Regions from separate parts of the Mus musculus genome. Here regions 2 and 3 are each linked to region 1. Evidence: chromatin loops called from intact Hi-C (ENCODE). Cell type or tissue: left cerebral cortex. All regions are shown on one strand. Links, peaks and the distances in the headings refer to the core of each region. The heading gives the core; the rest is flanking DNA. Region 1 has its middle 26 kb from the start of Gm47708. Region 2 has its middle 27 kb from the start of Gm33336. Region 3 has its middle 16 kb from the start of Gm33336.

What was found. Hi-C counts contacts between places; a loop is a spot of excess contacts. Peaks named below come from ENCODE experiments on the same cell type or tissue, not always from the same donor. Only the 100,000 strongest peaks of a DNase experiment are listed, where the experiment ranks them.
Region 2: it touches region 1 in a loop (2.4-fold over the local background); 3 of 42 quality-filtered maps call a loop at or near these places.
Region 3: a loop joins it to region 1, with 4 times the contacts of the local background. A loop is called at or near these places in 3 of 42 quality-filtered maps.

Annotation. Positions count from the first base shown.
Region 1 is chr10:95,698,603-95,709,399 of GRCm38, forward strand. No RefSeq gene overlaps it. Among named protein-coding and RNA genes, the nearest start is that of Gm47708, 26 kb to the right of the region's middle. In left cerebral cortex, for the core only: no CTCF peak of the experiment used is centred there; DNase peaks (open chromatin) are centred at 2,822, 5,996, 6,454, 7,069 and 2 more places; H3K27ac peaks cover 1,561 bases.
Region 2 is chr10:95,599,455-95,610,251 of GRCm38, forward strand. No RefSeq gene overlaps it. Among named protein-coding and RNA genes, the nearest start is that of Gm33336, 27 kb to the right of the region's middle. In left cerebral cortex, for the core only: no CTCF peak of the experiment used is centred there; a DNase peak (open chromatin) is centred at 5,730.
Region 3 is chr10:95,610,868-95,621,664 of GRCm38, forward strand. No RefSeq gene overlaps it. Among named protein-coding and RNA genes, the nearest start is that of Gm33336, 16 kb to the right of the region's middle. In left cerebral cortex, for the core only: no CTCF peak of the experiment used is centred there; DNase peaks (open chromatin) are centred at 797, 5,202, 5,546 and 6,118; H3K4me3 peaks cover 285 bases; H3K27ac peaks cover 1,600 bases.

The DNA.
Region 1 (10,797 bases), core at 1,940-9,939:
TGCCACCCTTCATCGTCATCATCATCATCACTATCATCATCATCATCGTCATCATCATCATCATCAACAACAACAACAACAACAACAACAAGCAAGCAAGCAAGCAAACCAAAACCAAATAATAAGAAAAAAGAGGAAAAGAATGCATTGGAAAGGGCGGTGTTTTTTGTTCTAAGGATGAGTATTCTTTCCATGTGTTTATGGAATATTGGGAAGACTAGCTGTGAGAACTGCACAGAAAACCAAGAGACAGTAGAATTAGAGATACAGATGAAGAAATCTTCCAGGATTACATTTATTCCCCATATCAAGGACCTTAAGACAGTAGAGACGGGAATCCTCAAATTCCCATCCCTGTAAGACAGGCTGAGGAAGACGCCCTAACAGGTATGCCAGCTCTAGTGGCAGAGGTGGCATCACGGCTGAGCCACAGCTACAGAACAGGACAAGAACCACCACAGCCTTCTTACCTTATAGACTTCCTGTTCATAGAAGAGCCACAAGAAAGGGCTGGAAAAGGTTGAATGCATCCAACAAACATGCACACACACACACACACACACACACACACACACACACTTGCTGCTTTTTGTTTCATGAAGATATCTTTGCTGTGGACCAGTGGTCACAGTCAGGAACATTTCCTTTCCGAAGCTGTGGGGAAACATTATCTGTTATTAAACTAAGCCACTGTAAGGAGTTCCTGTAGGAGAAATCACACTGTGTGTGTGTGTGTGTGTGTGTGCTCCCCTTAAGTATTACTTTGTCTCCTGGGTCTTTTTGAAGATGTGAAGAGCAACACCTTCCTGTAGGGAGGAGTCCTGGCCAAGTAATTGTTCCCAGGCCTCTGTGAGTCTGTGACCCATTAGAGGAATGTTCTAATGGGCAGTGCCCTTTTGGGCGGTGTTCCTGGAAGCAATGGAGTTCAGAAGTTAATGAGCTAGTTTCTTGGCCTTCATTACTTCGAGGAAGTACCTTGGCCCCTGGCTTGTCAGGGATGCTAGGTTATAAAGTAGCAAGTTTAGAAGCTCTGGCTTGAAGGTAGGTGTGAGTCAGACTCTGGCTCCTCCATTTCCTAGACCAGCGACACAGGGTATTATCAGCGACATTGTCCTTACATACTTCTTAGGAAGATTGTGATTTCACCAAAGTGTCTGGTGCAAATGTGGGCAGGAGTAACAAACATTGCAATCTTTAGAAGGACCTGTTGGCATAAGGTGACGCTCTCAAATATCTAGTGTATTGCTTAGACTCTAGAGAGAGAAGAGAAAGCCATTTGAGATAGGAGGTGAGGCTGGGGACAGAAGGATACCATAGGGAGAATAGGATTTTGGAACTCTGGTTGTTTATTTTATTTATTTATTTTTTCGAAACAGGGTTTCTCTGTGTAGCCCTGGCTGTCCTGGAACTCACTTTGTAGACCAGGCTGGCCTCGAACTCAGAAATCCACCTGCCTCTGCCTCCCAAGTGCTGGGATTAAAGGCATGCGCCACCACGCCCGGCTGGTTGTTTATTTTTATTTTAGATTTATTCATTTTATGTGTATGAGTGCTTTGCTTGTGGGCCTGGTGCTGGTGAAGGTCAGAAGAGGTGTCGGATTCCCTGGAGCTGGAATTATAGGTGGCTGTGAGCTTCCATGCGGGCTTCTGGCAAAAGAACCCAGGCCCTCAGCTAGAGCAATAACTCCCGAGCCATCTCTCCAGCCCTCGGCTAGAGCAATAGCTCCTGAGCCATCTCTCCAGACCTTAGCTAGAGCAATAGCTCCTGAGCCATCTCTCCAGCCTGTGAACTCTGGTTACTGTGGCAGATTTTGGCTCCAATTCCAGTTTAGCTGCTTGGCTTCTTGGGGCCTCATTTTCCCACCTTAAAAATCTGTGTAGTGATACTTGCCTCTTGACACTGTAATAAAGATGGCTCAGTAAAACCCTGAACTCACGGCCTGATGTATGTTAGGCATTCCCCGGAGAAGGGTAGGGCAGGGGTGACTGCGACTCATCATTTGCATGATAGAGGCAGTGTTGCTCAGTGGGCAAGAGGGGCAGCCCACATTCCTGAAATCTCACGAAGCTGGTAATTAGTAATTATCCACTTTGCAAGGGCAGGGTCTGACCCTGCCCAAATCTCAGTTCTGATGAGTCAACAAAGGTTGCTAGGTTTGGCATAACAAGGGCCCCTTTCAAACATATAGAAGTTATTAATAATCTTGGGCTCTAATCTTGGCCACCCCTCCCCCTTTTTTTCATTTTGCTTTGAACCATCCTGCCCCTTGATTAAAAGCAGTCTAGTCTAAATCCTTGTGTTCAAAAATGGCCTTTTAAAAATTCTTCCAATTGTATCACTCAGGCATGGCAAGATCCTTGTTCTCAGCTCCCTCAAAGCTCATGGGACTCGCACCCCACTGTATGCTCCCTGCCAAGATTACTGGAAATTGCTTAAGTGGAGTCGGGTCATGGGGAAAGAATCAGATAAATCAAAAGAGTATGATGCATTCTAGAAGACTTAGATTGAAAAATCTTGAGAAACAAAGTAAGATGATGATGAGGATGAAGATGAAGGTCAGGGCTGGAAGCAGGAAGACGCAGGTAAAGACATAAGATGTGGAGTGTGAGGTTTCAGTGAGGATAGTCCCTCTCCATGAGGGGAGCTGGTACCTCAGGACCACGGGGGGTGTCAGGGAAGAGCATCCTGCTGCTGAAGAAGTCCTGAGTGTCCATGCTAAGGACTGTAACCCATGACCTCTGGAGTGAGCTTTTCAACTGCCTCTGTAGAGGACTGTGCCATCCACGTGGGCACATGCACACACACCCTGGGAAAAGAGGAGGCGAGTGTCCTTTAGAACTTGAGGATCGTGGGAGATGCTAACTGTCGACTTATCTTTATAAGTGGTGTGTTGGAGGGAGGGCATTCATTGAGCTGTTTGAACCTGTTCAAAATAAAAAGATGGGCAGGAAAAGTCATGGGGAAAAAACAGCTGGATAATCTGGTTTTTTTTTTTTTTTTCTTCCAGTGAACATTTTGTCTAGTGAGAAGCACTTTAAGTCTTCTCAAAGAAGCCGGGATGTCCCTCTCTCCCTTCCCGACTCGGGGCTCTGAGCCGACGTAGAAGTCATACTCACGTTAGGAAATGTTCGGTTCTTTACAGTTCTGCTGCTAAAGAGCCGTATGGAGAGGCAGACTGACTTACCTCAAATTTAACTAATCAGGCCGGTTGTGGTGGCACACGCTAGTAGGATTTGCTGATGGAGGCAGAGGCAGGAGGATAACAAGTTTGAGGCCAATCTGGGCTACACATTTAAGAAAAAAATAAGTAAACATACATTTGAGAGGGCAACCATTAAAATATTTCCCAGAAAGTGAAAACCTCTTCTATGAACAGGCTGGTAATGTGTCTATGCAAACTTACTAGGAATCTCATTGGTCTATTCTAGGGCCAAAGAGTTTTGAAAATTTCACCAGGAATTTCCAGGGCATGCCACTTGTTTTTGGACTACACTACATCATTTTCATATCTCATGGAGAATGGGTTGCTTTTCAAGGATGGCTTTGTAAAGGGCAGGCAGGCCTGCATCCCTGTATGTGGACTGGGCTTACTATGTTCTGAGGCAGTTTGAAATCTTAATGGCTTGACTCCTTCGGATCTAATGGTGTCAGATTTAAATCTGACCATATAAAATGTTGGGGGCAAAAAGCAGACCAGTAAACAAACTTATTAATAGCAGTGAAATCCAACAGGGAGGATAGACACACACCAGTCAGTGGGGGTATTAAATTCCTGGGATAAGTTAACATGGATTAAGCAAAACTTTTTATAGTGCAAGTTCTTAGTATCAAATTTTGAAGCACAGCAACATCTAATAATATAATTATAATGATATAATTACTTATATCAACCACTTTTAATAGACTATAAATAATTCTAAAGGGGTGTGTTAAAGAAAAAAACCGATATGCTTAATGTACAGATATTGGGCTCCCATTTGATCGCTAACTTGGGAGGAAAGTCATGCATGCATGCTGGAGCCGACTTTACTGGTGAGGCAAACTTTTACTATTAGCTTATCCATTGTTCTCTTGTACTTCTTGTGTGCTACGCGTATATGCATATACACATGTGTATGCGCATATATGTGGAGGTCAGGGGTCGACATTGGGTGTCATCTTCAGTGGCTCTCCGTCTTAATTTTTGAGTCAAGATCTCACACTGAATTTGGAGTTTGCCAATAAGGCTAGGCTGGTTGGCCAAAGGGACACCAGAGATTCCCTGTCTCCACCTCTCTACAGTTCTCAGGTTATTAACATACAATTGCTTTGCACCTGCTCTGTTTGTTTCAGTGCGTGTGCTGGCGACCTGAGCCCAGTTCTCATGCGTGTGTGACACATTCTTTACTGATGGTGTCATCTCCCCATCTTCCTCTTCTGCTCTTCAGTCATGAGGCATTTCAGTGCAACTCTTGATGTCATTGATGAGGTCATGAGTATAGTAGGCATTCCTACTTCAGCCCACAGACAGGGAATTCCCAAGTATGTCTTTAATGGTTCCTAAAACTTCTCTGGCTAAAGACCCAGGTCACATCACCCAGGCCGTGTTGGCAAGCTTGTATTTAGTGTATTTAGTAGTTTTCTGTTTCTTTCTATCTCTTGGTGACTCACGGAGGGCTTTGATGACCAGGAGAGGTAGAGGAGGTCATTTCACTCTGGGCCTGTCTGTCCTGAAGACAGTTTGATAGTCAACCTCAGACCTTTCTTGTCCCCAGTGGCACGGTCTTAACATCAGCAACTTTTTTTTTTTTTTTTTTTTTTTTTTGGCCACAGGCCCAGGAGGCCAGTTTCTGGGGATAGCGTAGTGCAGAAGTGACACTTCTGATCCTTGCATCAGAATCGACTCTGATAGTCTGGGAGTCAATCATGGCCATACAAGAGAGATCGTTGGTTTCAGATGACCCCAGACTCCAGATAGTCACAGAGGACCAGTTTCCTATCTGAAACCCAGGCTTCGATACTCACATGATGCCTTAGTTAAAGCCATGGTTAATAAGAAATCATGCACCTGGCATAGCTTTGCTTTTGTAAACATTAATAATCAGATAAAATGATCGGATTTAGGGCTAGTTTTATTTATTTATTTTCCTAAAACTCTTCATTCTGAAATGCTATGAGGCTTCAAATAATATTTCTAAGATGGCTTCTTAAAATACTAATTATTTTTTATCCTCTACGCTCTTGCTTGGCCCCACCACCAAATACTCCTGGATAAAGTGATGACCAAGATTGAGATTCGGGTGGGAGGGTGAAGGGCGTGGCTCACACAGCAGCTGAGGCCAATGGTAGTCACAGCTGTGTGGCTCACACAGCAGCATGGCTCACACAGCATCCAAGGATGCTAAGGCTCACTCAGCAGCCGATGACGGTAGTCAGAGTTGCCAACCCAACAGTTAGATTCTTGAGTTAAGACTGGGTGGCTGTTTCTTAGTGCATCTGTGATCCTGGGTGGTTTCCCTCAGTCATAATAGGGGATCATAATTCTACATAGTAATTATTATATAGAATTATATTATTTCTCAATTGTATAGTGTATTAATGCTGTCTGTAGTATACTAATAACATAAGTGTTATGTACTAATATTAATTGCATATGATTAACTTAAGCCTAGTAATGTAACATTTCTTCATTTTACAATTCTAAATTGAAATAATATGGTTAAAACGCCTGGTAAGTGCCCTCTAGATTTAATCATTTTATGGTTATTCTGACGCTCATCTCTGTTCGTGTGATTATTCCTGGCCTCTCCTAGGGGTAGGCTTGCTAGATTTTGCTTTTGATTTGGCGATTATTATTGTTTCTGAGATGGTCTCACTGTGTAATTCAGTCTAACGTTGAACTGAATACATAGATCAGGCAAGCCTCAAACTTGTGGGCAGCCTCCTGTCCCTGCCTTGCACATACCGAGAGTAGAGGCAAACGCCTTACCACTGAGGTATGGTCCAGCTCCCCCTCACAAGTCTCCTCGAGTGGACAGACAGCCTAGACTCTGCAAGCGGCACTTGAGAAGCACTTTACGGTCAAGTGAACACAGTAGAGAGCCCGAGGAGGCCTTGGGGGGACACATGCTCCCTCTCGTATTCTGGGGTCATGGGGACAAAGGCCAGGCACTGACTTCAATACTTTTCTTCACTCTACAGAGCACATACATCCAGTCTGTCGGGCAGGCTGGGAGACATCCTGTAGTTCTTAGTTGGGTTGTCTGCCACTGACTTCTTCCACCCCCTCTTCATCCACCCCCCACCCCCTGTAACACCCATGCCCCAGAGCCCCTGAGATCTGGAAACCCTGGTCCTGTCTCATCCCTGTGAGAGGCAGGCTGCCAGCATCACTGTCCCAGTTTCACAAACAGAACAACCGAGTCACTTTTCTATTGTTGCCACACCGAAGTTACCCAGTGAGTCATTCTAAGTCCTAGAACTGGCTCCTGATTCTTGTTCCTGGCATCACTAACAGAGCCGGATGGATGCCGTCAAAGGCTAAAGAGGATGCTGGCACCGAACCTCTCCGAGGAGAGCAACCTTGCACATGACTGAGTCAAAAGCAAGGATTAACTCTCTTGATACTTGCAGCCTAAGGAAGAGAGGTGTGAGGTGTGTGTGTGTGTGTGTGTGTGTGTGTGTGTGTGTGTGTGTGTGACATCATCATCACTAACACACAGGATTCTTAGTTGGTCTTTAAATGGCTTAAAATGGTCCATACATTTTCTGCTTCCTGCCGTCCTGAATACTATGTGTGTGTGTGTGTGTATGTGTGTGTGTGTGTGTGCATACGCTTGTGTATATGTGTGCAAGAGAGACATCATTACCACCAACAAACCAGATTCTTAGCTGTTCTCAAAATGGTCTATAAATTTACTGCTTCCTATCCCCCCTTAACACTGTGGGTATGTGTATGTTTGTATGTGTGTGTGTGTGTACATTGTGTAAATATATATTGAGACAGAGTCTCACTTGTAGGCTTGGCTGGTCTGTAACTCTCTATGTAGACCAGATTGGCCCTGAACTCACAGAGATCTGCCTGCTTCTGCCTCTTGAATTCTCGGATTAAGAGCATGCCACACCCAGTGACACTAGATTTTTAAATGAACAAAAAGTATCTTATTTGCAAGTGAGGCAATGGACATTATCTTATAACAGAATCAGTTATGTGAATGTGAATCTGAGAGGAGGCTAAATTTATTTCCTTCTTTTTTTTTTTTTTTCACAAAAGAATCCTCAAAGTAACTGGCAGAGGGGAGAAAAATGAGCTCACTTTTGCTATAAAATTAGAAACACAAACCATTCCAAACACAAGCTGTTCATGCTTAACTAGAGGATACTTCGTATGTTCCATTTTCTGCATGGCTTAGAATTTCCTCACTCCCTGCCCTCCTCTTCCTCCTCCTCCTCCTCCTCCTCTTCCTCCTCTTCCTTTTGTATCTGTCTTATTTTCCTTTGTATGACACCCGATTCTAAGCGTGGATTGCCTCTGGCTCCCATCTAAGCCAAGAAGCTGAAGATCTACCCTCCCACAGTAACCCTGGAACTAAATAGCTGCAGCCTTAATTTGGAGGCCAGTAAAACTTTTATGTATTAAAGTTGTGATTTTATCCTTTCCTTCATAGCTATAGAAAGAAGAGCAAGCTTTAGAAGGCAGAACAGGAGCGCTTTGAGAATCCAGATACTCCCAAAGCTGCCTTTCTGAAAATGATGACCCACACACACCAAGCCTCAGTTACCATGGAGAACTCCTCAGTCACAATCCCTGGAGGTAGGGACCCTGGAATCTCAGGACTAAAAAATCCGAAGGATCTACCTAAGTACAGGCAGATCTTCCTGTAGTGGGCAGCAGTTTATGCAGAGGCCCGGGGCTGGCTAAAGGTTGGAGATATACCTGAGGTTCAGCCTTAAATGGGGTGTCTGTGCCAATCCCTCCCCAGTGAGGCTTACGGATGCCTCAGTAGAGTACGTAGAAGGGAAGGAAGAGCTGGAGGATGGGGAGGAGTGCTCCCAAGGGTTATATTGGCACTTGTGGACACACTGTAGCCATGATTACCTGTATAAGTCCTGTACGAGGTCAAGCCAACAAGACCATTGACCATTAACTGGACTCAGCATGTTATAGAACAAATGAACCCAAACCTAAACTACTTGAAGGTGGTAGGGAGATGTGTGGGGGTTGGGTGGATGTGATCAAATAGATATTCTAAAACCAAAATGGAATGGAATAGAAGCAGGAGATACGTGTTCAGAGGGTGGCCGTAGATAACCGCCAGGGCTCTCTGAAGCCTTCCGATGCTCATATAGAGGGTGATGCCGGGCCCCATGCATTTTCCTGAGGGACATCCTTAAACAGTCCCTGACTCCATAAAAAGTTAAGAGCCAGTAGATAATGTCAAATAAGTGTGGGCTAAAGGGGAAGCCGACATGACTCATTCGTAAACTACAGCAACAGCAACATTTTTAAAACTGTAAGTTAAGCCAAGGTTATCACCCTGCATCTACAAATCTTTAGAAATCGTGTGGGTTGTCAAATTTCTGTAGAAAATTCAGGAATTCTATGTCTTACTAGGCATAGGCACGCTAGCCAGAAAGAAAACATAAACATAAACATATTCTTACAGCCAACCAAGAAAATATCAACTCTCAAAACATCAAAAAACAAAACAAGACAAAAAAAACCCACAAAAACTCCAAAACCAAAAACCAAAAAACCCCAAAACCAAACCAAACCAAACCAAACCAAACCAAACCAAATACCTTTAATAACAACTCTTGGATAAATGAATATAATATGTTAAAAATATTTTAGATGCATTGACAATGATTATAAAAAGTTGGAAGCAACCTTAATATCCACCAATTTTGGAATAAAATATAGTAAGATCAATACTAGATCACCATAAAGCAATTACAAGAAACTATCTAAATTCATACATTAATAATAATGCAAATAAGGCAGCTAATATTTTTATGGTATTAACCAGCGCTTTTCTAAGGGCTTTGCCTACATCAACAGTAAGTGGGAACTCAAAACGATACGGAGTGTGAATATATGATAAGTGTAAAAACATTGTGATGCTACGTGTGTTTTAAGGCACAGACTATACTGTGGCTTACTGAGGCCTGTATGAGGTAGAAGCCTAAAACTGGGATGGCATAATGTTCCCAGCATTCCCTGACAGAGCATTTTCGGGTGACACTGCAGTCTTCTTCAGCATCTTCAAGAGACTTAGCAGAACTTTGAGGATACCCTCACACAAAAAAAAACCATTTGGCAAGACAAGAAAACCCAAATGCAGATACTGCAGACAAAGCCTTGGGGAATGAGACAGGGCAAGCTAGGATTCATGAAGGTGGGAAGGTTTGTGGTACAAGCAAAACTTAAGTCCACAGGACAGAAGGAGTCCCACTGTCTGGAGGACTCAGCTGTAACTTCCTGCGGAAGGATGTCAGTGTGGGAGGGGGAAACCCACAATGGAGAGGGACCCACATATATATAGGAGCAGGCCAAGCTCCACAATGAGATTCCCTGAAGCCACCTGTGGCTTGCTGGTTTCAGCCATCCTTTCCTGAGAGGAAGCGGGAAGACATTGGCCTGCCTGACAGGACATCTGGAAGGCTCATCGGGCTAGGGACATGTGGTAAAGCTCTTCCGTTACAAACTATAACCAGAGAGGAAATGACTAACTGACACTCTTTGACCCTGAGGAGTTGAGAGGAATTATGTGTGGAATGCCAGTTACCAAGGTCTGGGAGCTGCGAGCCACAACAAAGTCTTCTCAGAATTCATGATATCCCAGGGAAAGGGATTTGGGGCTGTCTGGCCCTCAACTTCAGGTTGGAAAACACAAAGTATGAAATTAGTGGTGTGAGTATGGCAAGTGCCTTTTCTTTCAGCCCCCAGTAAAGAACAGGTTTAAGAGAAATAGAATTTGAGCCAGTCCAGGAATTCTTCTTCAAACACGTTTCCAGTTTACAACTCTTCTTGCCTATTCCTCTGACCTCTTGTAGGATGCGATTTTATCACCAAGGATCTCCAGGTTTAGTCAGCTCCTTCTCAGTCCACCCCAACCCACTCCACAAAGACTCCTCATTCTCCATAACGATGATCCCCACCCATTTCTCATTGCTTCCTCTGTCGGAATGACTTCTGTCTGACCCTGCTTCGCCTGGAAAAGTCTCACCATCCTCTTGGACTCCTCTGCAGGGACAGCAGCATAACCATCTACAGCTCCGCACTATATAGGTCTTCCCCAAGGACCCTGGGAACAAACTGATGATGAGCAAACATCAGTTCCTTGTTGATCGATCCGTTCCTTGTTAATCAAGGGGACAGCATCATGGGGACATGGGTTCAGCAGCAGTGTTAGAAAAGACCTGTCCTAATTGTGGGCTTTGGTGGGAAGATCTGAGGAGAAACTGGGCTTTTGGGTCTACATTGGATGGCACCAGGAATCCAGGTGATCCTGTGCTGAGGGTGTTTTAGGGTTACAGTGATCCTGTTTGTTTGTTTGTTTGTTTGTTTGTTTTTGTCTGAACATAGACAAAATAAGTCATGTGATGGTCTCATTTTGATTCACTTTATCAGTGCCCACAAGCAAGCCTGTCTGCCATGGCTGCTCTGTGTGATCGATTGTTTACGCCTGACAGAGGAACAGGATGGCTTGGCTCTGATGATCAGAACAGCCTAGCCGACAATGATACTGAGGGCTAGCTGTGATTATTTCCAGATGTGGAAAGTTGGTTTCTCCTTTCTTTGCATCGAGAAGGCAA
Region 2 (10,797 bases), core at 1,839-9,838, 99 kb before region 1:
TTCCCTACCCTTGTCTGTAAGGGCAAGTATTCCTCAGCTTGTTAGGTAGGCTTTGCTGACTTGGAGACTTAATTTCCCAGGCTGCCACCTCACCTTCTTTCTTCATCTTCTCTCCCCCATGAGAGAGAGAAAGAGAGAGAGAGAGAGAGAGAGAGAGAGAGAGAGAGAGAGAGAGAGAGAGAGAGATGCTCATGTAGCTCAGGTTGCCTCAAACTCCATGTAGCTTAGGCTGGCCTTGAACAGATCTTCCTGTGCCCCCGAACGCCAAGCGCTAGGATCACAGGTGTGCCCCGCCATTCCCTGCCTCAAGCAAGAGACCAGAATCGGCAGCTGTGGTGAAGGATAAGTGATTTTGAGAAATCAAGGTGTTTTCAGAGGGGCGGGGCTCGCACGATCTCTTCAGGAACTTTTGTGCAATCTGGCATTTCCCTTAGAGTTGCTTAGGAACCCAAGGAAATCGAGGTTCCAAATGACAGGATGGTAATAAATTGGTCTGTCCTGGGCCAGCCATCTGCTTTAAGTAAATTAAGAGACTAACCCATATGGGATTCATCTAAAATAGCAATTCCCATTTTCTCTGCAACTTTCATTTCTCTTTATTTGGCTCTTTGAATTGGTTTTACATAGAATAATCCAACCGACTTCTAGCCTATGCTTTCTGTATACCCACTTCTTTGCCTATACAGACTTCTGACCTCAGGGTCTCCTTTACCTACCCTCAGAAGATCCTCTTAAATGGTTGACAGTCTTAAATGTTTGAATTTGACAGTTGTTGGACTCAGGGGCTCATGCCTTTTGCTGTATTTTGGGTTTGTTGTTTGCAGCAGGGTCTTGCTATGTAGCCCAGGCTAGCCTCAAATCCACACTCCTGCCTCAGCCTCTAAAGTGCTGGGATTACAGGCCAGTGCTTCCATGTCTGAATCCATGGAAAACGCCTTGGATCCACAGTGTTTCAGCTCTGCCGGGCACTGCCTTCTTCAACCCTTCTCATTTATCCGTGGCCTCTCCATCTACACCAGGCTGGCCCCTCTGATCTATACCAGGCTGGCCCCTCCCATCTACACTGGACTGGCCCCTCGCAGCTTTCAGCTCTCCTATTTGTCCTAAGTTTGACATGTTTGCTCTTTGCTCACCAGACTAATCTTAATAAATCATTTTTGTCATGCTAATTTTTTCCCCTGCTGTTGTTCAGGAATCCGCACTGCTTAGAGATGAGCCAAATGTTTCTACCACAAATCCCTTCATCAAGTTCCAGCTCGCCTCTAAATGTGGTCCCCTGCTCAGCACCTTCCCCTCAGGGTGGCGGTCTACAGTCTTCACTTCCTCTGGGACACACCTACTTTCTCCTGCCCCACTTATCTCAGTGTTTACAAATGAGTTCCATTGTAAGCTTTGAGAGAGAGAGAGCAGCGCTGGGCTTAGAGTTCCAGGTTCCAGGCTAAGCCTGACTCTAGGCACCCAGGATGCTCTTAACCATCGACTGACTGATTCAGTGAAGGAACTAACAGCTTAGTCATGGCTGTGTTTCTTGTGGGTTGAGACAAGTAGTAACTATGTCAAATATATAGCAGGTGCAATAGTCTAACTCAGCGGTTCTCCATCTCCCTGATGCTGTGACCCTTTAATACAGTTCCTCACGTTGTAGTGACCCCCAACCATACCATCATTTTTGTTGCTGCTTCATAACTGTACTTTTGCTACTGTTATGAATTGTAATGTAAATATCTGATATGCAGAACGCCTGATCTGTGACCTCTGTGACGGGTCACAACCACAGGTTGAGAACCCCTGGCTGTAACAGATTTAAGCCAGTGGAATTAAGTCTGTTAATTACTTCCAGAATTAATTGGAGCTAATTCTGCTAAGAACAGAATTAAGCAGAGGAAGGGTGAACAGATTTAAGCAAGGGTGACCGAGAAAGGCTTTTGGGGAAATCACATCTGGGTAAAAGCATCATAGCTGTGAACTTGAATGCATGGATGAATAGATAAATGGATGGATGGATGGATGGATGGATGGATGGATGGATGGATGGATGGACTTTTGAGATGTGGTCTTGTGTGGGGGCCACACTGGCCTTACACTCTTTTTTTTTTTTTGCCTCAGCCTTGGTGATCAGCAACACTCCCAGCTAATGAGGCAAAGTTTAGTCATTAAAACCAAATAGGAGGATGGAGAGCTGCGTCATGGGGGAAGTGCTTGCTGGGGAAGCATAAAGACCTGACTTCAGGTCCTCCACACCCAGGTTAAAAAAAGCCAGGCCAAAGGGGCTGTGACCCAGCCAGTGCTGGGGGCAGGGGTAGGTGGCTCCTAAGCGCTCCGTGCCCAGCTACTAGTCTAGCTGAAGTGGTGAGCTCCCGGTTCAACGAGAGACCTGTCTGGAAAAACTAAGGCGAAGGAAGGGTGAAACTCAGTGGTACAGCACCTGTGTGTGGCCATGGCTTGTAGCCTCAGTGCACGATTAAATAGAGCAAAACATTCCTATAGCTTAACCCAGAACCGAAGCCTTCCAGTGCGTGTAATGTATATATTTGAGAAAGATGAAGAGGACACCACAATATTAACTTCAGGCCTACACATGCATGAGCCTGTGCAGGTGAGCACATCTAAGCACATCTGTGGATATACTGCACACACATTTACACATGCGTGCATATACACACATGCATACACATACACACACATATATACATATTCACACATACATATATACATGCATATACATACACACACACACACACACACATACATACACACTCTTAGGGTTTTCCTGCTGTGAACAGACATCATGACCAAGGCAAATCTTATAAGGACAACATCTAATTGAGGCTGGCTTACAGGATCAGAGGTTCAGTCCATTATCATCAAGGTGGGAGCATGGCAGCATCCAGGCAGGCATGGTGCAGGAGGAACTGAGAGTTCTACATCTTCATCTGAAGGCTGCTAGCAGAATACTGACTTCCAGGCAGCTAGGGTGAGGGTCTTAAAGCCCATGGCCACAGTGACACATCTACTCCAACAAGGCCACACGTTCTAATAGTGCCACTCCCTGGGCTGAGCATAACCATCACACACATACACACACACATATATATATATATACAAGCATACACATAAACACTATATACCCACACATACAATACATATGCACACATGTACACACATATGCACAGAAACACATGCATATACATATATACATACATATGCACACACACATAGACACAAACACATCAGGTTAGGATGTGTTCATAGAACGGCTTGCATAAAGTCTTGGGCTCAGTCTCCAGCATCTTGTGAACCTGGATTGACAGCACACGTTTATAACACCAGCATTTGGGAAGCTGAAGTTAAAGAAGCAGAAGTTCCTGGCCATCCTCTGCTACATAGTGAACTTGAGGCCAGTCTGGGCTGCATGAGACCTGGGCTCAAAACAAAAAAAAAACAAAACCAACCAACCAACCAACCAAATAAACAAACAAACAAAGAAACAAAAAACCCCAAGCCCACAAAACCAACCAACAAACCAGACAACCAAAACCAAAATAAATAACAACAACAACAAAAACAAAACCAAACAGAGATGGGGGTGCAGCTCAGTGGCAGAGAGCACTTGCCTAGCACGTGTGGTCAGGGGTTGTACCCTTGTCTCTCAAGGAAACAGAGCAGAACACACACCCATCGCTAAACGCCCAAAGCAAAGAAGCTTCACCAGGCATGGCAATGCGCGTGCTTGAGGCACGAACTTGAGGTAGTCTCTCCAGTGACATACAACACAATTCAAATTATAGTTCATGGGAGTTGTGTTTAAAAGAAAGACAAACCACATGTCAGCCTACCCATAACATGTATGCAGAAAAGCAGCAGCACTGGGACAGAATGTGTGCTCATAACTCATGTGGCTGAAGAAATAGAGAGGCACGAAAGAGCCTGGGACACGGGGGATTGCGCTACCTCTCTGAGTCCGGTGGAGAAGGCAGAGCAACTGAGCTGGAGCTTAATCCAACGAGGATGTTGGGCAAGCAGGTTTGTCTGTGATGTGAAGGATAATGGTGACGAGGTCCATCAAAGAGGACCCGCGCTATGCCTTAAAGCCAACCTGCAAGAACATCCAGCCTGTAATTCTTTATTTACACGTCTGATTTCCTTAGGCTAGATTCCTAGACACGCAATCAATAGATAAAAGAGGATAAACTATTTTTTTTTCCTTAAAGGGAGACTGTCCTCAGGTTTATTTTGCAGTTTACAAAGTTTGTGAACTTTAAACGACACCAGAAATCTTAGAGGTCATATTCTCTGAGTAGGCATGGTGTCTCTCTGGGATCCAGACTCCAAGGCCAGGATGTGAGGCTGATCTGGATGCAACCTCTGTCACCCCACTGATGCCAGGGTTGCTTTGTCTGGCTTGGCCGGTGGCCTGCCCCTCCCTCCCAGCTCCATGTATGTCCTCCCTGAAGCTGCTTGCCCCTAGCCAGAAGGGGACCTGTCCTTCATTAAGGATATGTGAGTGGCTGTGCGTCCCTGCTAGAACCTCCATAATAAGTTCTCAAGTGTTCAAGACCAGCATCGACTGTATAGCCAGTTCTAGGTCAATCTGTGCTACACAACCTCGCTTCAAAAAAACCAAAACAGCAAAAAGAATTATGTCATAGTATTTGGTTGTTTTTTAAAATGCTTAAAAATCCATATACTATCTTATAATACTCACCATTTATCCAGCTTTTTATTAGTGTTATTATTTTGACACAAGGTTTCACTGTGTGACATTGGCTGGTCTGGAACTCTCTTTGTAGATCAGGCCAGCCTTGAATTTACAGCAGTTTGCCTGCTTCTGCCTCCTAAGTGCTAGGATTGAAGGTGTGCACCAGCATACACCAGCACATTTTGTTGTTGTTTTTGAGACAGGGTACCATAAAATGTAGCCCAGGCTGACCCTAATTAGCTATGTAATGCAGAGACCTTCAATTCCTGATCCTCCTTGCCTCTATTTTCCAAATGTTGGAGTTATTAATATGTGTCACTTGCTTGGCTACATATTCAGATACTACTTATGAATATGATTTTCAATTTATGGAAAAAAATAGCATCCATTCATTTACTTGTGTTTTTGAGATAGGTCTAATGTAGCCTAGGCTAGCCTGGAACTCACTATTGTTGCCTAGGTTGAATGGAACTCAAGACCTTGCTTTAGTCTCCAGTGCTGGGATCAGAGATGTCACCACACTGTTATTTCTTGCCTTTGTTGAGCACATTAATGGTTTAGACACTGGTGGATATTGAATGTTGGGATTCATTCACGTGTACATTGATTTATTACAAGGCTAACAGGTACTTCTTCAAAACTTAGCACTCGTCTTGCATGGCAATCATTTAAAGTTTATTCTTTTTACTCTTAATTTCCCTCTTTCTAATATATATATTTAGTTTGGAAAAAACTGGCTTTATTTTTAAATGACAGCGAGATTTGAAGGCTCCTGAGCAAATAAAATCCACGGAGCCCTTCATTCCCTTCGTGAGAGGTGAAGACAAGCCACCTTAGGATAAACTGCATTTTAATGTGGGTGGCACTGGACAGACAGGAAGAGCACTCGACCCGCCCCCACTTCCATCAGGGTCTGAGGCTTCCGGACTCTGCGCCCAACCAGCGGGAACTGGCACAGCAGGTTTGTAGCAGCGTGGGCTGCACTGGTGGCGCAACTAAGATTTGAATCTGGGATTAGCAGACAAAACAACACTTGTGGAGCTGAGGCTTCTCGCGCTCTGAGCTTCTGTCCTGGGAAGACTGGGAACCTGACACCCCCAGAGTGGAAACAGCGCAGGGCGTGGGAGGATGTGCCAAACAAGGTTTCCAGGCCACAGCTTATTTAAGGACTTCAGTGCCCCCAATCATTCAGCTTCGGTGGCTTTTAGAACGGATGGGTTTATGATGAGGGAGGAGTCATGCAGACGAGGCTGGCCAACGTGTGGGTCCTGCCTGTGGACCGGTTTCTTCCAGAATGGGGTCTTGAGGTTCATAGGGCTGAGGAATGCCAAGACTTCCGCCTACGCTCTTCCCCGTTTAGAACACCTTTTTGGACCACACGATCTATTTGAGATTTGGTTCAAATTTAACTTGTAGGCGCTTTATCTTACTTATAGTGCATAAAAATTCTACTGAAACGAGGGTTTCATTGTGACACGTTCATAAGCACATATAACCTAATTTGACCTTGCCCTTAGTCAAATTCTCCTCCACACTCCCACCTTGACCCCCTAGCACACAGCCGAGGCTCACTGAATGTATACTTGACCCAAAGGCCTTTCTGTTTACCTCCTGTGGGAATTGACCTTAGTGTCATGCACGTGCTAGGCAGGTACTCTGTCATGGACGTATTTCTGGGTCCAGTGTAGAACTTCTTAGTTTGAGATAGAATCTCATTAAGTTTCCCAGGCTGGCGTTTTTGTTTTGTTTTGTTTTGTTTTGTTTTGTTTTGTTTTGTTTTGTTTTGTTTTGTTTTGTTTTGTTTTGTTTTGCTTTGCTTTGCTTTGCTTTGCTTTGCTTTGCTTTGCTTTGCTTTGCTTTGCTTTGTTTAGCTTTGTTTTAGACAAGGTTTCTCTGTGTAGCCCTGGCAGTCCTGGAACTTCAGAGATCCACTTGCCTCTGCCTCCTGAGTGCTGGAATTAAAGATGTGCACCACCACGGCCCTCCCAGGCAGGCTTTCAGGTAACTTTCCAGTTTTAGGCAGCGATTTGAACTTTTCTCTTCCTGCCTTAGTCTTTCGAGCAGTTGAGATTGTAGACTTCTGCCTCAAGATATGGTGTAGTACAACCAATTTAAGCTTATCCCTAACTAGCTTACAAGTAAATGAGACTCAGACTATGATTATTTTATTTGGCTTTGGCAATTACTGGGGGCAGGGGACGGGGTGTTTAACCCTAATCTACTCTTCTAACTGCTGCCCTGGCTACCTCCTCAATGGTGTGCCCCAGATACTTACTGTTTCTCCCCCCTTAGTGGCTTTCTTTCTTTTCCTGTTCTTGCTTTTTCTCCTGTCACTCCTCCTCCCACCAGGTCACTCTAATCCACCTACCTTCAGTGATTGGCTGTAACCACTTTTATTTGACCAATAGTTTTGAATCAAGGAACAAGGCTTGCACAACAAAAGCTTGTAAACAGGAGAAGTCACCCGCAGGCCTAGACCTTCGGGTATAGAATTTATCATTACGATACATAGCAACAGACCAAACCTCTACAATATGGCTCCACTGACTTTTCGTTGAAGAGTACATGATTTCCTAGGGATAAAGTGGATATTAAGTTCAAACTATCTGCCCAATCCTGTTTATATCTACCCATCCATTCATTTACCCATCCATCCAACTACTCACTCACCCACCCACCCATCCCCCAAACCCTCCATCCCTCCACCTCTCCCCCACCATCCATCCATCCATCCATCCATCCATTCACTCATCTGTCTTATTTAGGATTACTATTTCTAATAAACACCACAACCAAAACACACTTTGAGAAGGAAAAGGTTTATTTGGCTTACGCTTATTCTATATCAACTGTTCATCACTGACAGAAGCCAGGACAGGAACTTACACAGGGCAGGAACCTGGAGGCTGGAGCTGATGCAGAGGCCATGGAGGCGTGCTGCTTACTGGTTTGTTCTCCATGGCTTGCTCAGCCTGCTTTCTTATAGAACCTAGGACCACCAGCCCAGGGATGGTGCCACTCACAATGGACTGGGTCTTCTGCCATCACCATCAATCACTAATTAAGAAATGTCCTTCAGGTTTGTCTCCTGGCTGATCATATAGATACATTTTCTTAATTGGGGTTCCCTTCTGTACTGGCTGGCTTTCTGTGTTGATTTGACATAAACTAGAGACATCAGAGAGGAAAGAGCCTGAGTTAAGGAAATACACCCATGAGATCTGGCTATAAGGTATTTTTTTCAATTAGTGATCAATGGGGGAAGGTTTAGCTCATGGTGAATGGTACCCTTCCTGGGCTGCTGGTTCTAGAAGCTATACGAAAGCAAGCTGAGCAAGCCATTTGAAGCAAGCCAGTAAGCAGCACGCCTTCATAGCCTGTGCATCAACTTCTGCCTCCACGGTCCAGCCCTGCTTGAGTTCCTGTCCTGACTTCCTTCAATAATGGACTATAATCTGAAGTTTAAGCCAAATAAACCCTTTCCTCCCCAACTTGTATTTTGGTCATGGTGTTTTAAACAAAGCAATAGAAATCCTAACCAAGACACCTTTTTCAGATGATTTCAGCTTGTATCAAGCTGACATAAAACAAGCCGGCACACATCCATCCATGTGTTCAATACTCTTTATTAAACACCCACAATAAGCCAGCATTGAGACAGACATGGGCTCTGCAGTCGTGTCTGTGAACATCTCTGCATAAGGAAAAGATGGATATTATTTTCCCCAGTAATACTTACCTTGACCTGAAGCTGAATTTTGTGTATATTTGGTTGTTGTCTCACCTCATTTGACTATAATAATTGGTAGAAGAATGGAGACTGTCATGTACTCAACATTGCTAGAAAACTACTTGACATGCCGTAGGTATTGGATTCATGTGCCTGGCTGACATCAGTGGAGGTTATGCACACCTGTAATTCTAGCACTCTGAGGCTAAGGCAGGAAGATCTCGAGTTCGAGGCCAGCTTGAGCAAGATGCCCCACCTCAAAAATAAAATGGTCAAGCCTGGAACAGTGTGGCACCTGCATTTAATCCCAGCACTCAGGAGGCAGAGGTTAGCCTGGATACACAATGAGTTCCAGGACCACCAGGGTAACATACTAAAATAAAACAAAGCAATCTTGCGTTGTCAAGTAAACTAGAATTGTGTGCCATCCTCGTTAAAAGAAATACGCGTGGAAATCTATGGTGCATCACAAGGATGCATTAAAACTCTTCCCCTTCAGGCATCTCTCCAATGAGAAATGATTAAATACTGAAATCGATATGATGTTTCTTGGCGACAACAGTGATTTATGCCTTACTCCGGCCTGTAGTTAGAATGTCTGAGAGATTCGGTCAAGATGACACAGGAGAATTTCTGATAAAAGCTTGATGAATGTTTTCAAGTTTTAGATTAATTTTCTGATTCTCCCAGCGAGGCTTTGTTGGATCCTGACCGTGTGACAGTGATGGAGGATGCAGAAGGGTCAGTGAGGGACAGCATTAAACCGTCTCTGTGAAAACGGAGCCTTCTAGATAGCATGCCATGCAGTGCAATTCTGCTTAGCAGATGAAAACAGGTTAAAGCTTGACAAGAAGCTACACGGGTCTTCTGATGCTGCCCCGTCTCCCTTCCCCTGGTCCTGGGTTCCCTCTTCCTGGTCATCTGGACCAAGGTCAGAATAGTTGGGAACTTAGATCCTTGGGAACAATGGGACTCACTTCGCTATGGGAGGTGGGAGGCTGAAAGACTGTCCTTTTTCCTTAAGGGAACCAAAGCCTATGCAAAGTCGCTGAGCATTCAGGCAAGCCTGCAGGCTGTGAAGGCAAAGTAGCCCACAACGAAGAGGGGAGAGCTGATGAGGGGACCTGGAAAAAGGTGTGGCTGAATGGGTGGCTTCAGAGGGAATGTATCCTCTCTCACCTCTGGGAAGAAGTGGGAAGGAGGTGCCTTTAGAAATTTCTTTTAAGGACTGGGAGAGAGATTCTCTCTAGTCTCTGGAATCCTTGCCTTGTGCATGGCAATGTCTCTATGTCTTCCCACTGTGTTTGTCTCTGTATCCAGATTTTTCCTTGTTCCATTCCCTTAGATTAGGCCAACAATAATCACGTCATTTTAGCTTGATTATTTACAAGAGGCCCCTCTTTTTCCTCTTTTTTTTATGTATACATATGTATGTATATGTATGAGTGTATGTATGTATGTATGTATGTATGTATGTATGTATGTATGTATGTATGCATAGACAGGGTCTCCCTATATAGACCAATGCTGGCCTCCAACTTGTAGCAATCCTCCTGCCTCAGTCTTCTGAATGCTAGAATAACAGATGTATAAGACAATGGATACCACATCTAAATAAAGTCACACAGTCCTGGAATTTCAGAGAGTCATGTTTCAAATTCTAGGAGAGAGACAGGGAAGAAAACAGAAGAGAGAGAGAGAGAGAGAGAGAGAGAGAGAGAGAGAGAGAGAGAGAGAGAGAGTTGCAGAACTGGCGACTTTCTCAAACATCTGATCCACAGCATATGATAGCATATGGGTTTTTATAGGGTCTCTCCAACTTAGGGAGGCTCAGCTCTGCCAGATGCCTATAATAAAACACCCCCCCCCCCAAATCCTCTGGAAGTGGCTGAGACATTTGGGGAGCAGGTTTATTTCTGGCAGAGAAGAGCAGCAGTAGCAGCAGCAACAAAGATGTCAGAGCCGGGGCAAATCAACAGGGGTGACTTTGCGACTTGGGAAGAATGCTGGTTCCTACTGGGCCACATGTCCTGTCTCTAGCACCACATGTATACCCTTGCCTAGCCTCTTTGGGCTTCATTGTCCTCATCTGCAGAATGGGGTTGCTGAGGAGAAAGTCAAAGGGCATTTATGATAATTCTGTGAGAAGAGTAATGGAAAGCAGCTACCTCCTCTCAGAGAAGACTTCAACAAGTCAGTTCCCTCTGCCCCCTTCCTGAGGATGGGCCCTCCCGAGAGGTTTCTGCCCAATAGGACAGTTGTTTTCATTTCAATGTTAGACTGAAAATTCTGTTTATGAGGCAGTGCTAGCAGGCATCTAAATGCCATGTGGTTGGTGAGACTCTCTTCTTGGGCAAGAATGAAATGT
Region 3 (10,797 bases), core at 751-8,750, 89 kb before region 1:
AGTGTCACTGGCAAATCCCAGGACAGTGGGAAAGCCTGCCTTAAAAAAGCAAGCTGAGGAAGGACAGAGCGGGAAAGAGGAAGGTTGTACTCTGACCTTCTGACCTCTGACCGGGGACGGGGGACGGGGGGGGGGGGGGCGGCGGCGGTGGAACCCCTGCATCTGTGTAAATTTCACACGATACTAGAAAAAGACAAAATGGGATAGAGAAAAAAAATGTATATGATTCAGCAAGAGCTCAAACAGCAGAATGACTGGAGTTCTGGAGTCATTCGCAAGCCTGGTGTGGCTCTTTCCCAGGAAGAGAAGCCCAGTGCTCTTCTAACTGGATATCTTTACATCATTTTTCACTCCAGTCGCAAGAATTTTCCTCTCTGGAGAGCTGTGCCCTAAATAACCGCCACTGCCACGCTCCTCTGCCATACATGCTCCTGAGAACCCAAATGCCAGCCCCAAGTAGAAACGCAGCTTTCATACCCCATTCATGTCCCCTGCATGCCCTCAGCCTGCCTCCCCGGAGGGTCACGTTCCAGTTCATAAATAGCATCAAAGACAAGTCACTTGGGGCTAAAGCAGTCTTGGAAGTCGAAGGCGAGGACCTCAGAGCAATGACTAACGTGGCAGCCAGGGCTCTCTTTGTCTCTTGTTAACAGGGTCTGAATAGCCTTCCAGCCTCCCAGTTCTACCTCTGGACAGAAAAAGAGGGAGGGGCAGAGAAAGTTCTGGACTGCCGTATGCCTCCTGCACTTTCCCTTACAAGTCACCGAGTCCAATCAGAAATTGCTTGGCAAGTCGGAAGCTCTTGCCCATGTGAGGTGCTGGCTGTGGCGAGAGTTTGAAGAAATGTCTCAATAGCTCATGAGTTAGAGGGACCTCAGGTCAAGTTCTGTCTTAGATTCCAGAGAGCCATGCGCTGCTGGAATGTGCTGGCCTATGATCTGGGTTTTGGGCCCTTTGCTTGATAATTATATGTGTGTGTGTATGTGTGTGTTCAGCTCTGAGGAGGTCACAGAATGGAGGTCTCTAGGTCCTATGTTGCTTGAAAGCATCTATTTCTTCTGCTCAAAAGCATGTATTTTTTACAAAACTTTAGTTAGTGCTCATTATTTTATTTGTTCAGTTTGAGACAGGGTCTCTTGTAGCCCAGGCTAGCCTTAAATTCATTCTGTAGCTAAGGATGACTTTGAACTCCTCATTTTCCTGCCTTAAAGTGAACTGGGTAACCTAGGGATTTTGGTTCACGTTTGTAACCTCAGCACTCACGGCATAGACACAGGAGGATCTTGGATTGAGGTAAGCTTGGGCTGCCCCCAAACGAAACAAAGCAACACAAAACAATTCAATGAAAATCTATTGAAAATTTCAGCTGTCAACCATACACACACATTTTATGTGTTTGTTGGTTGGTTTGCTTACTTGGAGTCATGTTTTCACTATGTAGCCCTGGTTGACCTGTGTCTTCCTCTGGAATCTAATATTGCTCTAACATTTGTGAATCATTGTTTCTAGTGCTAGACTTTTAGGGCTGTCTTCAGGATTTCCCATGCACTGGGGGGAAAAGACAAAAGAATTTCATTTACTATTATGCTAGGGATGTAGGAATATAAAGAATTGCAAACCTCGAGGGTCATATAGTGCACTTTCCTGCCCTCTCTCTTTGAGGAGGATGAAGGAATGAAACATTATACAAAGTTATGTACAAAGCTGTGTTTCCCCAGCCTTTGCCTTTCCATGGAAGACTCCTTCCATATTTGTCCTCATGAAGGCTGTATTGGGCAAGGCTGACAGAGCCCATCAGGAGTTGTGGGAAACAGGTTTACAGAGTTTAACACTCCTGGCGAATATGGCATAGTTATAGGCCCCAAGTTACACCATGTCCAGATGTCGTTTTTTTAGACGGCACCTGCTTAAGCTGACCTTGGAGCTATATTAAGAGTCTTGTTTCTTTACATTCAAAAGCATCCCGGGTACCATCTGATAGCTGAACATTTGGGTTCAGAGCTGGAAATGAGAAGGCACGATGCTTCAGAAGGCTGTAGTACTTAGTCTCAGAGTCTCTTAAGACTCCTAGAGAGTTCCAGAATCCTCTTTAATATGTCAGGGAAGAAATTACCAAAAAGGCATCATTTAAAAAAGACATTTTAGAATTTTTTGGGGGTATTTTTTCTCAAAGTATCCTGTCTAGGAATGATGATAAGCAATACTGATTCAATTCATTCATTTTTAATTTTTTTCTTCTATTTAATACTTAACAATTGCTGGGCAGTGGTGGCACACACCTTTAATCCCAGCACTTGGGAGGCAGAGGCAGGTGAATTTCTGAGTTCAAGGCCACCCTGGTCTACAGAGTGAGTTCCAGGACAGTCAGGGCTACACAGAGACACCCTGTCTTGAAAAAAACAAAACAAAACAAACAATTAAACTACTTAACAATTATTGGTCATATGTCAGATTTTGTCCTAGGAAAGACAGTTGTGTTAGCACATAGATAGGAGACAAGGCACTCAGAAAGTGACTCTCTTGGGGTATAAATGGGCTTGAAGGCAAAGCTGAGATCTCTGACATATTAAAGAGGATTCTGAAATTCTCTAGTAGACATAAGATGAGCATGTCCTGGCTAGGTGGAGAAGGGGATGAGAATGGGGGCCTTGTGGACAGAAGGGATGAAGGCGGGGGATGCTGATGGCAGGGAAACGTTCTGTTTCATCAGAGCACTGAATACCGGTGGGCAGAGGGCGGGGTGAGGCCGGAGGAAGATACATATGGTGGATGCAGTGGATGATGTTCCCTCGAAGGACAGGATAAGTACTCACAAAAGCCTCAGTACAAATTTCACCTCTCCAGAGAGTGGTGTCCCTTTTGTCCTAGTGCGAAACGAACTTGTCTAGCTCGTTGACGTGTGTTACTCTTCGCACTTTTTTGCAACCTGGATCTTTGAAACGATGGTAAGAATATGTTCTTATGACTTCATGTCAGATGCGTGGTGTCACGGTCTCTTGTCTGTCCTTATGCCACAAGTGCTTTGAGCCAAGTGTCCGGGACACTCATGAACCGGTGAGTCATGGAGAGGTATACCTGACAGACTGGGGGAACTATGTCTCTCCAGCCCAGACCTTCTTGTCAGTCAAGTTAGATGAGGCTGCATAGGAAGATTATCTGTAAGGTCATCACTCACTGTCAAGAAAAGTTCAAGAAAGAGGCCATCAGCGTCCATATTAAGAATGGAGCAGAGCTGGTCTTTCCCCTTGAAGGCTCGCCTCTCAGGAGGGTGGGCCCTGTCCCTTGCCTGGGCAGCACAGTAGAGCTAGCTCTGATGGCACAGGTGCAGGGAGCCAGTTCTAAGGCTGTGAGAGCAGGAGAGCTGGTCTAGCCCCTCACCAACTGCAGCATTCTGGAACTTGCCTCCCTCCAACACACCTCCACTGCACAGAACAGTAGAGTTGGCCCTGCTGGCATGGGTGCCAGTGAACCACCCAAGGCCAAGAGAGTGGGAGAACTGCCCCTGACTCTTGCTGGCTGCAGCATTGAGTGGGCTACCTGGGGCAGTGCTGGAGAGCTCACCCTGGTTGTACGGGTGCGGGAGAGCCCTTGGGCTAACCAACTCACCTACCACCCAGGCCCAGGTCCAGGGCTTTGAGTTGACCCATCCCAAATTCTACCTTACCTGTGAACTGCTGGAGTGTGTAAAAGGGCCAGTCCTACAGATCCAATGTATCTACTGTTAATTACACCTAGATAGTAAAAGTAAAATAAAGTTTGTTTGAGAGGTCCTGGGATCTGTACAGGGAAAGAACATTGTATCTTATTCAGAGATCAGAGGGAATTTTACAGAAATTTAATCTTTTTCTTGTCCTTTTTGGGTGAGGAGAGGGAGAGATTAAGCCAGAACCTCCCTCTGTAGCCCATGCTGGCCTTGAACTTGCTCCCCAGCCTTTGGAGTCCTAGGATTACAGTAAACCATAGTGCCCAGTTGAACTCCCTGTGTTCTGCTGGAGCTGAGTCCCGGTGGGTGAGTTTCAGGAGTCCATCTGCCTCAGGCAGAGAGGAAGGCAGTGAGGGGCTGGACCAGCTCTCCCGCTCTCACAGCCTTAGAACTGGCTCCTGGCGCCTGTGCCATCAGAGCTAGCTCTACTGTGCTGCCCAGTACAGTACACCTCTGAGGCCAGCCTGGGCCACACAAGATTCCATTTAGATAACGAGGGAGGGAGATGGCTTCATTGTCAAAGCTCTTGCTGTGTACGTATGAGATTTCAAATTTAATGCCTGGATCTCATGGAGGAAGGAGAAAAATTTCCAGAGTCTTCTGACCTCAGTGAGTGCCATGGCTTGGCATGCTTGAACTCAAGCCTGTACATCACACACACACACACACACACACACACACACACACACACACACACACACACACACACACGCAGATACACACACACACACACACACACACACACACACAGATACACACACACACACACGCAGATACACACACACACACACACACACACGCAGATACACACACACACACACATACGCAGATACACACACGCACACGTAGACACACACACGTAGACACAATAATAATTATTATAAAATAATAACAAAAGACCTAAAAAGGATACTACCTAAAGTGTGTGTGGGGGTGGGGGGCGGTGAGTACCTACAGGGTTGGACGGGCAGGGCATTTTGATTAGGGAACTGAAAAAAAAAAGAAAAGAAATGGGGACTTCTGTATTTTTGGGGGGGGGGGCTTGGGGGAACCTATTCATAATTTTTAAAAAACAAACAAACAAACAAAGAAGGTGTTTGGGAGTTATAGAAAAGCAGGCCAACACATCAGAGAAATTTTCAGAAGGGATGTAAAAACAACAAAAACAAAACCCAAAAAGCTGGGCGGAGTTTGTGGGTAACACATCGCATATGGCAGGCCCTGGGTTCAACTTCCAACATCCTTTGAAAAGAAGCAAACAGGAAAGAAAAGAAATGAACCTCGGCATAATTTAGTAAGCTCGGGGAAGCAGGGCCTGGGCGTGAAGCAGGTAGTGGTGCTGAGGAAGGAGAGGATCCTTTGAGAGTTAGAGTTGCCCGAGTTTCATTGGTTAGAGCATGCGTGAATCGTGACAGAGGATTCTTACTCTCTGGCTGTGCCCATTGGGCAGCTGGAGGAAGCTTGAGTCACATCTTACAGACTTTGCAAAGGGCTAGATGCCTCCGCAGAGCCTCTGAAAAGGTTTAATGAACACGGTGCAGAAACGGGCAGGAAGCCGCTCCGACAGAGAGAATAGTGGGTTGGTGCAATTCTAGGAAATGAGAGAATTAAAGCATACCTTATAGATACCCGGGACTCTCGCCAATTTCGCTATAAAATTAGCTAAGATGGGCAATTCTCCACTCAAGGCTAGGCCTGTGAATTTCAAAGGGGGCAACCCCAAATGAACACATGGGACCCAGTTTCTGTGTTTTGTGTGGGGGATGGATTCTTCCTCCTTGCCTGGGCGAGCAAAGAATGAATTGACGTAATGTTCTAAAATCAGTGCGGTTCCATTGGTTTAACAAGACGCCGACTGATTTTCTTGGAGCGCCCTCCCTTCTGTCTGTCCTACCTACCACACTCCTTTGCGGGATTCAAAGCCTAGTTCACATCCAGCCTCTGGAACCCGCCCCACATGACGTCAGCCGGCTTTGCGCTTCAGGGCTCCAAATGTTCCTCTGCAGTTGCTTTGGGGTTTACTACAGACTTCCTTGAATATTTCAGTTTTCAGGGGCTGGGAACTAAGGATTGATTGAATCCAGGGTCCTGTGCATGCCACATAATCACTTCACCACTGAGCTATGTCCCTAGACTTTATTGTGACTTTTGTTTGAGAATTGGGACTCACAGGACAGCACAGCCTCACCTTGGATTTGCTATTTCCCTGCTTCAGTCTCCTGAGGGCTGGAATTACAGGCATGCACCACCAGTCTTTGGCTTACTTTTCATTTTTCACTGTCCCCAGAGAGTATACCCTCTTATTCACCTGATTATGATTCTCTGTTTTCATGCCCTGGTCATCTGGTCTCTTGCACAAAGCAGGCAAACTTCCACGTTGCTGCCCTTGTAGCTGCCGTGTGCCCGTTGGTTCATTCATTCAGCAAAGGTTTTCTGAGTATTGAGCACGTGCCAGGCACATGACCGGGCTCCAGGGCACCTCTTGACTTCCTCTCCCCTGGCTCAGTGGGTTCCAGCCTTAGTCACTTGTTCCTACCCTGGGGCTTTTCCTCTTGTCCTTCCACTTGCCTGGACTGTCCCTTCTCTAAGCATTTTTTTTCTTAAGGATTTATTTATTTTATGTATGTGAGTACACTGTAGCTGTATAGATGGTTGTGAGCTTTCATGTGGCTATTAGGAACTGAATTTTAGGACCCTTGCTCGCTCCAGTCAGCCCTCTTAGAATTTTTTTTTTAATTAAATATTTTTAGGCAGAGTCTATGTGTATCTCTGGCTGGCCTAGAAGACACTATGTAGACCAGGTAGGCCTCTAACTCATAAAGATCCACCTGCATCTGCCTCCCGAGTGCTGGGTTGAAAGCCATCATAGTCCACTTGAACTTTTTAATATCAAGGTTGCCTTTAATCTCATTTCTGTGGAGAAATCATCTCAGACTAGTCTGCTATTTGCTTCAGATCTCAGCATCTTTCCCTTTTTTTCCCCAACAGTATTAGTTAGATCAGCTAGTCTGCATAGTGTACACAGACTACAGGACGGCGGTGAAGCGCTCTTCTCCACTGGAACACAAACAGCTAGCATGGCGTCTCCCTCCTAGCAAGAGCTCTGAAAGGTTCATTTGAACCAATAAATGGGTGATGTCCACTTTCTTGCAAAGACAGATGCTGCGTGCTTATATGTCAAGAACAAACCAAGGGAAGACAGTGTGTGTCAACATGTGGTAACTCCACAATGTGGACTGTGGGTGGGCTCAGGAGAAGGCTGGATCTAAGTGTGTAGCCCTGAAGCGTCTCAGCATCTTACACCCGTTGCTGAATCTGGTCCAATTTCTTCTGATTTATGCTTCCCAGAAAGCTCCTACAACTTCCAGTCCTAGGACATGACCTCTGATTATTGATGAAGACATGGACACTTCTAGCTGTCTGCAGGCACTTGGTAAGATACATCACAAGCCATTCACTTCAGTATGTGTGTTTGTGTATACATACATATATATGTGTGTGTGTGTATATATGTGTGTTTGTATATATATGTGTGTGTGTGTGTGTGTGTGTGTGTGTACATAAATTTTATATATATATATATATATGTAATTACACATTATATAACAAGGCTCCACTCTAGACCATTTCACCAACATATTTACTAACTGTATTCATTCTTACAGCTGTTTATACATGTGTTTAACTCCCACATATGGTAAACCGATGTCAATCACATTCACAACAAACCTAGGCGTCCTCTTTCCTTTGTGCAGAGGCAGTTAATGTGCACACTGCTGCGGTTATTTAGCCGACCACTATAGTACCCACGTGTTAAAATTTAATCCAAGTGACTCTTCCCTGCCCCACCCACTCAGCCATCTTCCTAGAGAAGTATTCGCTGGTATTTACTTCTGGCTCTATTTTTGAAAAGGGTCTCTGTGGACATCTGTTTACTTTGCTCTTGTCCTTGATATCAAAACTGTCACCACCACATGGCTGATGGGTAAGCGGTCGTGCTGCTGAGGGAACAGTCACGTGAGCATTTAATCACAGCCCTCCTGCTTCTTATAACCCACCATCACGGTAACTAGTGCTGCGTCCGTTCACGTCATTACTACAAAAATTGATGTTTGTCAGGGCAGTGTGTAGTTAGGACTCTCTATAGTCTACTGAAAAGGCCTTTGTGTTTGGGGAATCAAATTATAATTTTCCCCAATGTCTTCATCTTTTCAGGAGAAAAATGGGCATGTGCCCAAAATGCACACTATGCAATTAAAGTAGAAGATGGGCATCCCATTGTTCTGAAGGGGCAGCCAGGCACCAGAGACTGAGAAGAGGAGGACGAATGGGTTCTTGTCAGAGCCCTGTCCCGTGCATTTCCCACATGCCCTTCTCATTTTTTTCTTTATTTTAATTACTTACTTAATTTACTTATTTATTCTAAGGCTAGTGAATCAATTCAGGGACACAAGAATGGTAATCAAGCCCTCTACCATTGGGCCTCAGCCCTGTAGCTCTCTTTTTATGCCTGTTGCCTTCCTTAAATCTTCCCTGTTCATAACTGCAGCTTCTTCTTCTTCCTCCTCCTCTTCCTCCTCTTGCTCCTCCTCCTCCTCCACCCCTTCTTCTTCTTCTTCTTCTTCTTCTTCTTCTTCTTCTTCTTCTTCTTCTTCTTCTTCTTCTTCTTCTTCTTCTTCTCCTTCTCCTTCTCCTTCTCCTTCTCCTTCTCCTTCTCCTTCTCCTTCTCCTTCTCCTTCTCCTTCTCCTTCTCCTTCTCCTTCTCCTTCTCCTCCTCCTCCTCCTCCTCCTCCTCCTCCTCCTCCTCCTCCTCCTCCTCCTCCTCCTTCTTCTTCTTCTATAAAACAAAGAAATTAGATTAGATTACAAGTGTGGAGTATTGATAAGGTTGTAGAAATATCTCCTTATGGAAACCCTCTGTGTGATTTATGGCAGGGGTGGGGGTGAAGAAGAGGTACCAAATGAAGTGGCTTTTGGTTTATTTTAAGAGAGAGATGGAGGGAGGGAAGAAAGAGAGAGCGATGCAGAGAAACAGAGAAAAAAACAGGATAGCAAATTGTGCCCACCGTGAAACAGTTAATAATGCTGTCGATTCCGACCCTGCTGTCGTATAATGGAGATAAGAGTCTCATTATTCAGAAACATGCAAATACAGCGATTCTAGTCTTCACACACAGACACTAATCACCACGCCAGCCGATCACGCTATGTAATTTGCTCTGTGAACTCAGGCACATAAAATATATCACTGTAATCACTTGCCAGTCACAGCAGGACTGAAGACAGCACCAGAATAGCCCATGTTTGAAAGGGGACATGCTGAGGACCGCATTCTCAAAAGGCAAAAAAAAAAAAAAGAGAGAGAGAGAGAAAACAACGGGGCCAATCACAATGGCCTCTGATTGGATTGGATTTGCAGAGCCCCTGGCTGTAAAGGGACATAGCTCTCCTCAAATGGCACTTGCCATGGGAATTGGAAATGAGGGTTCCTCTTGACCTTAAAGAGTGCTGTGTTGTTCACTTCTACTACACAAGAAGTAAAGGCCTTTGGGGTTTTTTTGTTTGTTTGTTTGTTTGTTTGTTTGTTTTTTGTTTTTTTTGGCTTAGTTCTATGTGGTCTAAAGCTGCAAGTCACTAGCCACATGTGAGTCGGGCACTTGAAAAGGGGTTTGTGTTACTTAGACGAGCTGTAAAATGAACATTACATTTCAGAGACGGGGAGGGAAAGAAACGGAAGATCAATCGTATTTATTCATTTGAAACAGGGTTTCATGAGATCACACTGGCCTCATACCTGATATGTAGTGGAGGGAGTTCTTGAGTGGATTGCCCTGCCTTTATCTAAGTTCTGGGATTACAGATGCATGCTATTGCTCCCTGTTTATGTGTGTTGGAATCAAACCCAGGGCTCTTCTGAGTTCTAGGCAGACATCGCCATCTACATCCTCTCTGGGCCCTCAATATCATATTTTACATTGATTACGTAGCAGAGTGATTCTCAGCCTGTGAGTCGAGACCCCCTCTGGCAACCCTCTAATCTCCAAAAATATTTACATTGCGATTCATAACAGTAGCCAAATTACAGTTATAAAGTAGCAATGAAAATATGGTTGGGAGACACTACAACATGAGGAACTATTAAAGGATCGCAGCTCTAAGAAGTGACTTAGGCTTTTATTGCTGTGAAGAGACACCATGACCAAGGCAACTCTTACAAAGACAACATTTAATTGGAGCTGGCTTACAGTTCAGAGGTTCAGACCATTATCGTCATTGCTGGAGCATGGCAGCTTCCACAATACTGGAGGAGCAGAGAGTTTTACATCTTGGTGGGAAGGCAGCCAGCAAGAGATTGACTTCAGAAGGCAAACAAGAGGAGGGGAGGGTCTCTTCCACACTGGGTGGAGCCTGAGCTAAGGAGTCTCAAAGCCCACCCCCATGATGATGCACTTCCGTCAACAAGGCCACACCTACTAATAGTGCCACTCTCTGAGCCAAGCTTATACAAGCCACCACAGGAAGGTTGAGAAACACCAAAATAGCAGGAGACTAGAAACTGGATTGAACGATCAAGATTAACTTTTGGAGACATTAGTTAGCATAGGAAGACTGGAACCCTCTCTTTACCTGGGCTCTCTCTTTTTTTTTAAAAATTTTTTAATTTATTATTTTCTTTATATACATTTCAAATGCTATCTCGAAAGTTCCCTATACCTTTCCCCCACCCTGCTTGCTCCCCTACCCACCCACTCCCACTTCTTGGTCCTGGTGTTCCCCTGTACTGGGGCATATAGAGTTTGCAAGACCAAGGGGCCTCTCTTACTAATGATGGCTGACTAGGCATCTTCTGCTACATATGCAGCTAGAGACACAAGCTCTGGGGGTACTGGTTAGTTCATATTGTTGTTCTGCCTATAGGGTTGCAGACCCCCTTAGCTCCTTGAGTACTTTCTCTAGCTCCTCCATTGGGGGATCTGTGTTCCATCCAATAGCTGACTATGAGCATCCACTTCTGTGTTTGCCAGGCACCGGCATAGCCTCACAAGAGACAGCTATATCAGGGTCCTTTCAGCAAAATCTTGCTGGCGTATGCA